Regions from separate parts of the Homo sapiens genome. Here region 1 is linked to region 2. Evidence: chromatin loops called from intact Hi-C (ENCODE). Cell type or tissue: left lung. All regions are shown on one strand. Links, peaks and the distances in the headings refer to the core of each region. The heading gives the core; the rest is flanking DNA.

What was found. Peaks named below come from ENCODE experiments on the same cell type or tissue, not always from the same donor. Only the 100,000 strongest peaks of a DNase experiment are listed, where the experiment ranks them.
Region 1: it touches region 2 in a loop (3-fold over the local background); 32 of 110 quality-filtered maps call a loop at or near these places.

Annotation. Positions count from the first base shown.
Region 1 is chr12:8,872,382-8,877,710 of GRCh38, reverse strand. A2ML1 (alpha-2-macroglobulin like 1) reads right to left here. Exons shown (of 36, transcript NM_144670.6): 34 at 3,184-3,286; 35 at 2,699-2,740; 36 at 924-1,653. The coding sequence ends at 2,700. Among named protein-coding and RNA genes, the nearest start is that of PHC1, 39 kb to the left of the region's middle. In left lung, for the core only: no CTCF peak of the experiment used is centred there; no DNase peak of the experiment used is centred there.
Region 2 is chr12:8,672,109-8,677,486 of GRCh38, reverse strand. It overlaps a transcript of RIMKLB not described here. Among named protein-coding and RNA genes, the nearest start is that of MFAP5, 12 kb to the right of the region's middle. In left lung, for the core only: no CTCF peak of the experiment used is centred there; no DNase peak of the experiment used is centred there; H3K27ac peaks cover 1,025 bases.

The sequences.
Region 1 (5,329 bases), core at 1-5,000, 200 kb before region 2:
TTTCTCTGCTACCTCGCCAACATCTCTTATTTTCTGACTTTAATAATAGCCATTCTAACTAGTGTGGATGGTATCTCATTGTGGTTTTGATTTTGCATTTCTCTGATGATTAGTGATGGTTAGCATTTTTTCATATGTTTATTGGCCACTTGTACTCTTCTTTTGAGAAGTGTCTGCTCATGCCCCTTGCCCACGTTTTAATGGGATTATTTGTTTTTTTCTTGTTGATTTGTTTAAGTTCCTTATAGATTCTGGATATTAGTTCTTTGCTGGAGGCAGTTTGTTAATATTTTCTCCTATTCTTTAGGCTGTCTGTTTACTCTGTTGATAGTTTCTTTTGCTGTGCAGAAGCTCTTTAGTTTAAGTAGGTCCCATCTGTCATTTTTTATTTTTGTAGAATGTACTTATTTTCCCTGACTTTTCAGTCAGAATTTGCAATCAAGGGGAGCATAATGGATCCAGTGGATACCCAGGATAAAAGGGTGTAATTGCCTAGAGAATCTTTTCTGTTAAATATCATTCATCTTACTTCCCTTATCCCTTTGCCTCCAAACCTGTTTCCAAAACAAAAGCATTCCTCTGAGGAAGTGCTTGCACGGTGATAGGTGATAGATAGCCCATGTGGGGAGAGGTTGGGAGAATCATGCAGAAGAGAAACCGAGAGAGATGGAAACGGCATTCTGGCCAGCCACTTTTCTTGTAATCCATCACTGTTTGCCCTGCAGTAGCGGGCTGGTTGAGCAGAGCCCCATAATTAAAATTCTCTATTCTAACCTGTCCTCACATCTTTAAGATGATTCTTTGAGAAGTCTGGGTTAAAAGGTTTAAGGAAGAAACCAAACTGTGAGTTTTGGGGGAAAGGATGATCATCACCTTTAAAAGAACTTTTGGTTTCCAAAGAAATATGCATAGAACTAAATGCACAGATTTTCTTTTCCATTTTTATTTTTTTAGCCAATTTCCAAAGCCCTAAATCACATTTTCCCTTAGACTGAAACTCTAGAAAAACATTATTATTATTATTATTTATTATTTTTTGAGACAGGGTCTTGCCTCATTGCCCAGGCTGGAGTGCAGTGGCACAATCTCAGCTCACTGCAACCTCCACCTCCAGTGTTGAGGCGATTCTCCTGCCTTGGCCTTCCAAGGGGCTGCGATTACAGGCCCGTGCCACCACACCAGGCTAATCTTTGTATTGTTAGTAGAGACGGGTTTTACCATGTTGGCCAGGCTGGTCTTGAACTCCTGACCTCAAGTGATCCGCCCACCTCGCAATCCCAAAGTGCTGGGATTACAGGCGTGAGCCACCGCATCCGGCCTAGGAAGACATTCTTATCTTCTCTAGTTCACCCTCTACCACCGTCTCCTCTCTGGAGAGCCCCCTGAATGGCTAAATAAAACAGCTAAACCACCTTTCTTCCCCCTATGACCCTGCCCATGCAACGCCTCCTCTGAGTGATTGTTCCTATCCCATCTCCTTGCAAAGGTAGTAGAAAGTATTATAGCTGAGGTTCAGACATATTCATTTGTTACCCATATACTAGTCAGAGAAATTAAATTATTTGATTGAATGAGTTCTGCTTCAAGCGACAGAAGAATGTTCCACCCTCCAGTAAATGTCACAGAGGACTAATTGAGTTTCCAGCTCCTATCCTGAAAAGCGAACAATCAAACAAAAAATAGAAGACACTGTGATACTCAGAAGCTCATTACATACATAGAGGATACTTGACCTCTCTATATATATACAAAAAAATCTCACAAATGCACAGTTGGATTATTAATAGTGTTATCTCACAGGTGTAGAATCAGGTAACCTTTACTTTTGTCTTAGTATTTTCATATAACAAAGATGTATCATGTAAAAATATCAGGAAAAATCAATCCATTTTCAATCTGATAGAAAAAAGTATTGTTTTAATACCAAGCATTAGCTTTTTCTTCTGTAAACTATTTTCAAGAGTTTAGGACAGGCCGGGCACAGTGGCTTACACCTGTAATCCCAGCACTTTGGGAGGCTGAAGTAGGCGGATCACCTGAGGCCAGGAGTTTGAGACCAGCCTGACCAACATGGCGAAACCCCATCTCTATTAAAAATACAAAAAAAATTAGCTGGGCGTGATGGCACGTGCCTGTCATCCCAGCTACTCAGGAGGCTGAGGCACAAGAATCGCTTGAACTTGGGAGGCAGAGGCTGCAGTGAGCTGAGATCACGCCACTGCACTGCAGCCTGGGCAACAGAGCCAGATCCTGTTTAAAAAAAAAAAAAAAGTTTAAGACAAAAAAGGAAAGCTCACTTTCTATCAACAATAGCTTCCAAAAGACAATAACAGGGCTGAGTGTGGTGGCTCATGCTTGTAATCTCAGCACTTTGGGAGGCCGAGGTGGGCAGATCACCTGAAGTCAGGAGTTCGAGACCAGCCTGGTCAACATGGTGAAACTCTGTCTCTACTAAAAATACAAAAATTAGCCAGGCATCATGGTGGGCGCCTATAATCCCAGCAACTCAGGAGGCTGAGGCAGGAGAATCGCTTGAAGCTGGGAAGTGAGCCACTCAACCTCCGCCACTGCCCTCCAGCCTGGGCAACACCGCGAGACTCTATCTCAAAAAAAGACAATGACAGTAACTCGAAAAGAGGCTCCTCTTAACTTCTGCCACCCTAACCCATAACTCCACCCATTTCTCCGCTGGACTTACCTCATTCACAGGGATCAGAATACTGAATTGTTGCCTGTTCATCTGTGAAATGAAATAAGTCATATTATTACTTTGAGGGCCTCCTATATTCAGAGGGAAAATGCTTCAGAAAAGCTACTGCTTGAGCCCCTTCCAGAGAATCTCTACAGGTTATGAGCATATTCAGAATTACAAGAAAGTTTCAATCACTAATATTTGTACATTGTGACAAACTATTAATCATACCAAAAATAATAGAAATAGCCCTTTGAGAACAATGGTTCACATTGTTCTCCGATCACATAAAATGTCTCTAGTGTACGCAACTTAAAAATGGCACACAACTGAATTAAAATATTTTAGGAGATTAGATAATTTAATTATGTGCTACTTGGCTTGGGAAGGAGTATTTGTAAAATTAAGAGAGAAGCCATGAAGAATGAGGCAGAAGTAAGTTGGGAGATGCAGGTAAGATCTCAGATCTCATTTCAGCTCAGCCCTCTCACCTGGTAGGTAGTAGTCATAGACCTTGATGGTTGCTGGTTTCAAGTTGGTGACCAGCACACTTTGGCTGATGGTGAAGGTGTAAGTCTGAGTGTTCTTAATGAGCTGTGGGGAAGACAGATGAAACAGTACCTTAGAAGTAAAATGAAAATTACACTGTATGCAATGTGGAATAAAAGACCCTTGCTGTCTTCATGTAGATTTTCTGAAGCCCCGCCAGGCACGGTGGCTCATGCCTCTAATCCCAGCACTTTGGGAGGCCGAAGTGGGTGAATCACCAGAGGTCAGGAGTTCCAGACCAGCCTGGCCAACATGGTGAAACCCCATCTCTACTAAAAATACAAAAATTAGTCGGGCATGGTGGCTGGCACCTGTAATCCCAGCTACTCAGGAGGCTGAGGCAGAAGAATCGCTTGAACCTGGGAGGCAGATGTTGCAGTGAGCCGAGATGGCGCCACTGCACTCCAGCCTGGGCGACAGAGCGAGACTCCATCTCAAATTAAAAAAAAATTTTTTTTTTAATTAAAAAAAGATTCTCTGAAACCCTCTATGTACCGCTACTGCCCTATGAGTCTTAAAGACATTGCCTCCTGCTGACTTCCTGGCTCTTTCTTCTTAGGATCTTACAGCTCTCTGGCCCTCTTGTGAACTGGTTCCCTTTGTTCATGGTCCACCCTGACCCATGGCTTCTCCACTAAATTAGTCAAAGTGGCCAGAGAAACAGAGGCTTGCATTTTACTCCAACAGTTCTATGCCCCTTACTGGTTTGCTTTCTTCAATCTGGTCCCTGAGCAAATGATACCTCCTCAAAGAGGCTTTCCTTGAACACCTTATTTAAAAAGAGTCACATCCCTGGCCTGCCCCACCAGCACTCTTTATCCCCTTATGCTGCATAGCACTTATTACTACTGAAAAAAAATGTGTGTGTATACACATATACATGTAATTTTTAAAAACCTGAATATTGTTGTCTCTCCACTAGAATATCAGCACTCTTAGGCCAGGTATCATATCTATTGTTTTCATTGCTACGTCTCCATCACTTAGAAAAGTGACTGGCATATGTTGGTTGTTCAGTAAATATTTGTTGAATAAATTAGCAAATGGAGAATCTAAGGCAATTGTATAAGTTACTTTAATATAAAAAAATAAATCCTAGCTACTTGGGAAGCTGAGGTGGAAGGATCATTTGAACCCAGGAGGTGGAGATTATAGTGAGCCAAGATCGGGCCACTGAAGTCCAGCCTGGGCAACAGAGTGAGACCCTGTCTCAAAAAAAAAAAAAAATCGTATTATAAATTTAGATATAGCGCTATTAACGCCTAATTGGAAGGGATTTCCAAAGTTCTTCAGGTATAGTGCTTCTCAAAGTGTGGTCGAGGGACCTCCCCTACTCCAGGGATCCCCGAGATTGCATCAGAATATCTGAGAGGTCAGAATTATTTTTAGAATGATATTAAGACTTTTTTTTTCCACTCTCATTCTCTTACAAATATACAGGAGATTGTTTCCTTCTGGGGAAAGTGATTTAAAAAAATAAAAAACAAAACAAGTATACAGGAGAGTTATCAGAGGCTACTTTATGTGTAATATTGCAACGGTTTGAATGTAGGAGTAAATAGGAAAATTTCATTCTCTTTGATTAAGCCAGATATTAAAGCAAAAATGCAAAACAATGTCACCATTCTTATTTTTTTGTTTTGGAAAATAGTTATTTTCTTTTTCTTTTTCTTTTTTTTTTTTTTTGAGATGGAGTCTCACTCTGTTGCCCAGGCTAGAGTATAGTGGCATGATCTCGGCTCACCGCAACCTCTGCCTGCCAGGTTCAGGCGATTCTTCTGCCTCAGCCTCTCAAGTAGCTGGGACTACCGGCACGCACAACCATGCCCAGCTAATTTTTGTGTTTTCAGTAGAGATGGATGGGGTTTCACCATATTGGCCAGGTTGATCTCGAACTCCTGATCTCGTGATCCACCCGCCTCGGCCTCCCAAAGTGCTGGGATTACAGGCATGAGCCACCACGCCTGGCCAGAAAATAGTTATTTTCACAAAAATTTTATTTATATTAAGATGTAGTGAGTTTATTATCATTTTTAAATTAATTAATAAATATTTTAAGATTGTCTCAGTTTTAATTTCTAATATGAT
Region 2 (5,378 bases), core at 150-5,149:
AGCTGAAGCCGTGTGGAAAGAATAGAGGATGGATGGATTTGAACAATATTAAGGAGGTAGGCTCAATGGGATTTTGGTGATTAAGGGTGTGGTGTGTGTGATAAAGGGTGTGGTGTATGTGCTGGGACTCAAGTTAGGCAAAGAGAGAAACTGAGGAAAATGAGGATGATTCACACATATTTCAACTGTGTAACTTAGTAGATCATGGCACCAGTTTAGCTGAGGGTGGGGGTGCACTGTGCGGGAAGATGACAATTCTGTCCCAGACATGTTGAGCTATTAGGGATTTAGCTTGCTCAACATTTATCCACACTTTTTCCTTGAGCTTTTCCTGTACTACAGGTGGTGGAAAACGAAAAACTACATATTCAAGACTCTCCTACAGCTAGAGTTTGAATGTGATTTAGATTCCAGACTGTATACCCTAGAATGAGACTTGAATTAAAAACCAAGCTCAGTGAGAACAGCAGCAAGGAGTGAGCATCTGATTTCTTGGTGTGGACTATAGCACGGCCAGGGTGGCTCTCATGCCCGAGTGGTGACATTCCAATTTTGGAAGGTGGCCCCTAGATGGTGGAGAAGCAATAGAGTCCCTTGGTAGTCACTCCTGGGGGCTCAGACTAGAGTGTTTCTTTAGCTTTTCCCCTTCCTGAGTCGGTTTCCTGTAATTAAAGCCTGTCTGACTCAAGGTGCCTATGGGATGTTCAAACAATGATGTGCTATTGCATATTCAGACTTAGAGTTGAGGACATAGATATGTAAAAATAAATATAATTTAAAAGCTGTTGGGCTGCATGTGGTCGCTCACACCTGTAATCCTAGCACTTTGGGAAGCCGAGGCGGGTGGACCACTTGAGGCCAGGCGTTCAAGACCAGCCTGGCAAACATGGTGAAACCCCGTGTCTACTAAAAATACAAAAATTAGTCAGGTGTGGTGGTGCACACCCGTAGTCCTGGCTACTCAGGAGGCTGAGGCAGGAGAATCACTTGAACCCGGGAGGCAGAGGTTGCAGTGAGCCGAGATTATGCCACTGCACTCCAGCCTGGGCAACAGAGCAAGACTCTGTCTCAAAAAAAAAAAAAAAAAAAAAAAAAAAAAAAAAAGCTGTTGGGGGTTGAGCACAGTGGCTCACTCCTATAATCCTAGTACTTTGGGAGGCCAAGACTGGGGGATCACTCAAGCTCAGGAGCTCGAGACCAGCCCAGGTAACATGGTGAAAACCTGTCTCTACAAAAAATACAAAAAATTAGCTGAGTGTGGTGGTATACGCTTGTGGTCCCAGCTACTGGGAGAGCTGAGGTGGGAGGATAGCTTGAGCCCAGGAGGTCGAGGCTGCAGTGAGCCAAGATCACGCTACTGCACTCCAGCCTGGGTGACAAAGTGAGACCCTGTCTCAAAAAGAAAAGCTGTTGGAACCCCCCAAAACATTTAAACCTTGACAGAGATGAGATTGATCTGAGTCACATATGGCTATAGCATGTTTCTCAGATTATAGATTAACTTGTTTTCTTATTTTTCTTGTCCTGCACAATGACTAGAGAAAATTTAACGACGTCAGGGACAAAAACCTCCTGCCTTCTTAATTAATGACCTTTGTTACAGATTAACTTTTTCTTTGTTGTTCTGCCTTGCTTAGACCAGATGACAGAAAACCCATGACTATTACACTTCCGTTAAAAAAAAAAAAAAAGAAAAACAAGAAAACAACTATATGTACTCTCCCAAAAAGAAACACTTTTATAACCAATCAGTTTGCTATAACTATGTGCCAACCTTGTCTAAAAAAAGTTGTAATCCTGCTAAAGGCTCCTCTGTCTATATAAATGAACCCTTAACTTCCTGACTTCACAAAGCTGACTTCCTTCTTTTGGAGTTGATGTTTCCACTCTTTGTACCAGAATAAACTGTTTTGAAATTAGATCTTGACCCTTTTGATTATTTTAGGTGATAGATAGAGGTTAGACTGAAGCATAGATCTGGGAGAATAAACCAATAGATGGTAAATGAAGAGTTGGGAGTGGATTAAGGAGAGGGAGAAAGTACAGTAAAAAGAGAGGTGGCCGGGCCAAAACCTTGAAAACCAGCACTTAAGAGTAAACAGAAGAAGAAGAAAAAAGAAATGTAAAAGAACAGTAGAGAGGTGTTAAGAGGAAGACAAGGACTGTGATATTATAGATGTCAAGAGGAGGGGACATTTCAAAAGTAGGGACTGGTCAGCAATGACTAATGTTTCAGAAAATAAGAAAATAAGACTGAAATGTGTCTGTATTATTCAGCAACAAAGAGGTTCTTCTGTGACAGCTTTTCTTAAAATTGTGAGAAAAGGGCCAGGTGTGGTGGCTTACGCCTATAATCCCAGCATTTTGAGGCCAAAGTGGGTGGATCACCTGAGGTTGGGAGTTCAAGACCAGCCTGGCCAACATGGTGAAACCCTGTCTCTACTAAAATACAAAAATTAGCTGGGTGTGGTGGCAGGCACCTGTAATCCCGGCTACTCGGGAGGCTGAGGCAGGAGAATTGCTTGAACCCAGGAGGTGGAGGTTGCAGTGAGCCAAGATCGTGCCATTGCACTCCAGCCTGGGAGACAGAGCCAGACTCCCTCTCAAAAAAAAAAAAAAAAAAGAATTGTGACAAAAGGCTGGACGCAGTGGCTCATGACTGTAATTCTAGTACTTTGAAAGGCTGAGGTGGGCAGATCACTTGAGGTGAGGAGTTCGAGACCAGCCTGGCCAACATGGTGAAACCCCATCTCTACTAAAAACACAAAAATTAGTTGGGCATGGTGTCACATGCCTCTAATCCCAGCTACTTGGGAGGCTCAGGCAGGAGAATTGCTTGAATGTGAGAGGCAGAGGTTGCAGTGAACTGAGATATCGCCACTGCACTCCAGCCTAGGCAACAGGGCGAGACGCCGGACCCCTGGTCCCATAAAAAAGGAAAAAAAAAGGGCTGGGCGCGGTGGCTCACGCCTATAATCCCAGCACTTTGGGAGGCCGAGGCAGGCGGATCACAAGGTCAGGAGATCGAGACCATCCTGGCAAACACGGTGAAACCCCATCTCTACTAAAAATACAAAAAAATTAGCAGGGCGTGGTGGCGGGCACTTGTAGTCCCAGCTACTCGGGAGGCTGAGCCAGGAGAATGGCATGAGCCCGGGAGGTGGAGCTTGCAGTGAGCCGAGATCAGGCCACTGCACTCCAGCCTGGGCAATGGAGCGAGACTCCGTCTCAAAAAAAAAAAAAAAAGGAAAAAAAAAAAAAAAAGAATTGTGAGAAGAGGTGAGTTAGGCTTCAGGGAAAGGGCAAAATGTAAATGTTGACTATCTGACACTTAACCCTAGTCTGTTAAAACGATGAGGCTTAACTTCAGAGATGCTGTGGAGGACTAAAGATGACTGCATGTTTGTTTTTTGCCACTCTTCCCAGTAAAAGGTGGAGTTTATTTCTCTTTCCCTTAAATTGGAACCGACCCTGTGGCTTATTTGAACCAACAGAACATGGTGGGGACTTCTGAGACTGTGCCTTAGGAGATGTGATGTTTCTTCACATACTCTCTCAACCCATGATTGTGCTGTCAGAAGGCCAAGTGAGGCCGGGTGCGGTGGCTCACTCCTGTAATCCCAGCACTTTGGGAGGCCAAAGCGGGCGGATCACCTGAGGTCAGGAATTCGAGACTAGTCTGGCCAACATGGTGAAACCCCATCTCTACTAAAAAATACAAACATTAGCCAGGCATGGTGGCACGCACCTGTAGTCCCAGCTACTGGGGAGGCTAAGGTAGAAGAATTTCTTGAACCTGGGAGGCAGAGGTTGCAGTGAGCCAAGATTGTAACACTGCACTCCAGCCTGAGTGACAGAGCAAGACTCCATCTCAAAAAAAAAAAAAGAAGCTCGAGTGAGTTGAGTTGGTGGAGATACTACATGGAAGATAACTGAGGCTTCTGCCAACAACCCTATTTGGGATTCCCACTGGCAGCTAGCACCAACTAGCCATTCAGCCATCCCCGCAGCCCAGCTAACACTATGTAAAGCAGAATTCCTGCCTGATCAACACACAAAATCAAGAAAAATAATCATTATTGTTGTTTTAGTCACTAAGTTTTTGGTGTAGTTTGTTAAATAGCACCATTCAGGGAGTTGAGGAGAATGCTCTTCAAATGGAAAGGTATCAGTGATTCACGAAAACTTGTCAGTAAGGAGTATTTGAAAGACCAGCACTGTACCTCTACCTGTCACTGCTCTCAGCATAGCTCTGTCACTGTATTAGGCTGTTCTTGCATTACTCTAAAGAAATACCCGGTCAGAGGCCAGGCATGGTGGCTCAGGCCTGTAATCCCAGCACTTTGGGAGGCCAAGGCAGGTAGATCACCTGAGGTCAGGAGTTCAAGACTAGCCTGGCTAACATGGTGAAACCCTGTCTCTACTAAAAATACAAAAATTAGCTGGGCATGGTGGCGGGCACCTGTAATTCCAGCTACTCAGGAGGCTGAAGCATGAAAATCTCTTGAACCCGGGAGGTGGAGGTTGCAGTGAGTCAAGATGGCACCACTTAACTCTAAGACTGGGTAATTTATAGACAAAAGAGGTTTAATTGGCTTATGATTCCACAGGCTATACAGGAAGCATAGCGGCATCTGCTTTTGGTGAGAACTCAGGAAGCTTTTACTCATGACGGAAGGCAAAGCAAGGGCAGGCCATTCACATGGTGAAAGCAGGAGCACGGGGAGGCGGGGAGGTAGCACACTTCCAAACAACCAGATCTCATGAGAACTGATATGGTTTGGTTGTGTCCCCACCCAAATCTCACCTTCAATTGCATCTTCCAGAATTCCCATGTGTCATGGGAGGGACTCAGGGGGAGGTAATTGTATCATGGGGGGGTCATCTTTCCCATGCTATTCTCGTGGTAGTGATTAAGTCTCATGAGATCTGATGGGTTTATCGGGGGTTTCCACTTTTGCTTCTTCCTCATTCTCTCTTGCTGCTGCCATGTAAGAAGTGCCTTTCTCCTCCCGATTCTAAGGTCTCCCCAGCCATGTGAAACTGTAAGTTCAATTAAACCTCTTTTTCTTCCCAATCTTGGATATGTCTTTATCAGCAGCATGAAAATGGACTAATACAGTAAACTGGTACCAACAGAGTGGGGTATTGCTGAAAAGACGCCCGAAAATGTGGAAGCAAATTTGGAACTGGGTAACAGGCAGAGATTAGAACAGTTTGAAGGGTTCAGAAGAAGATAGAAAAATGTGGGAAAGTTTGGAACTTCCTAGAGACTTGTTGAATGACCTTGCCCAAAATGCTGACAGCAATATGGACAATAAAATCCAGGCTGTGTGGTCTCAGATGGAGATGAGGAACTTGCTGGGAACTGGAGCAAA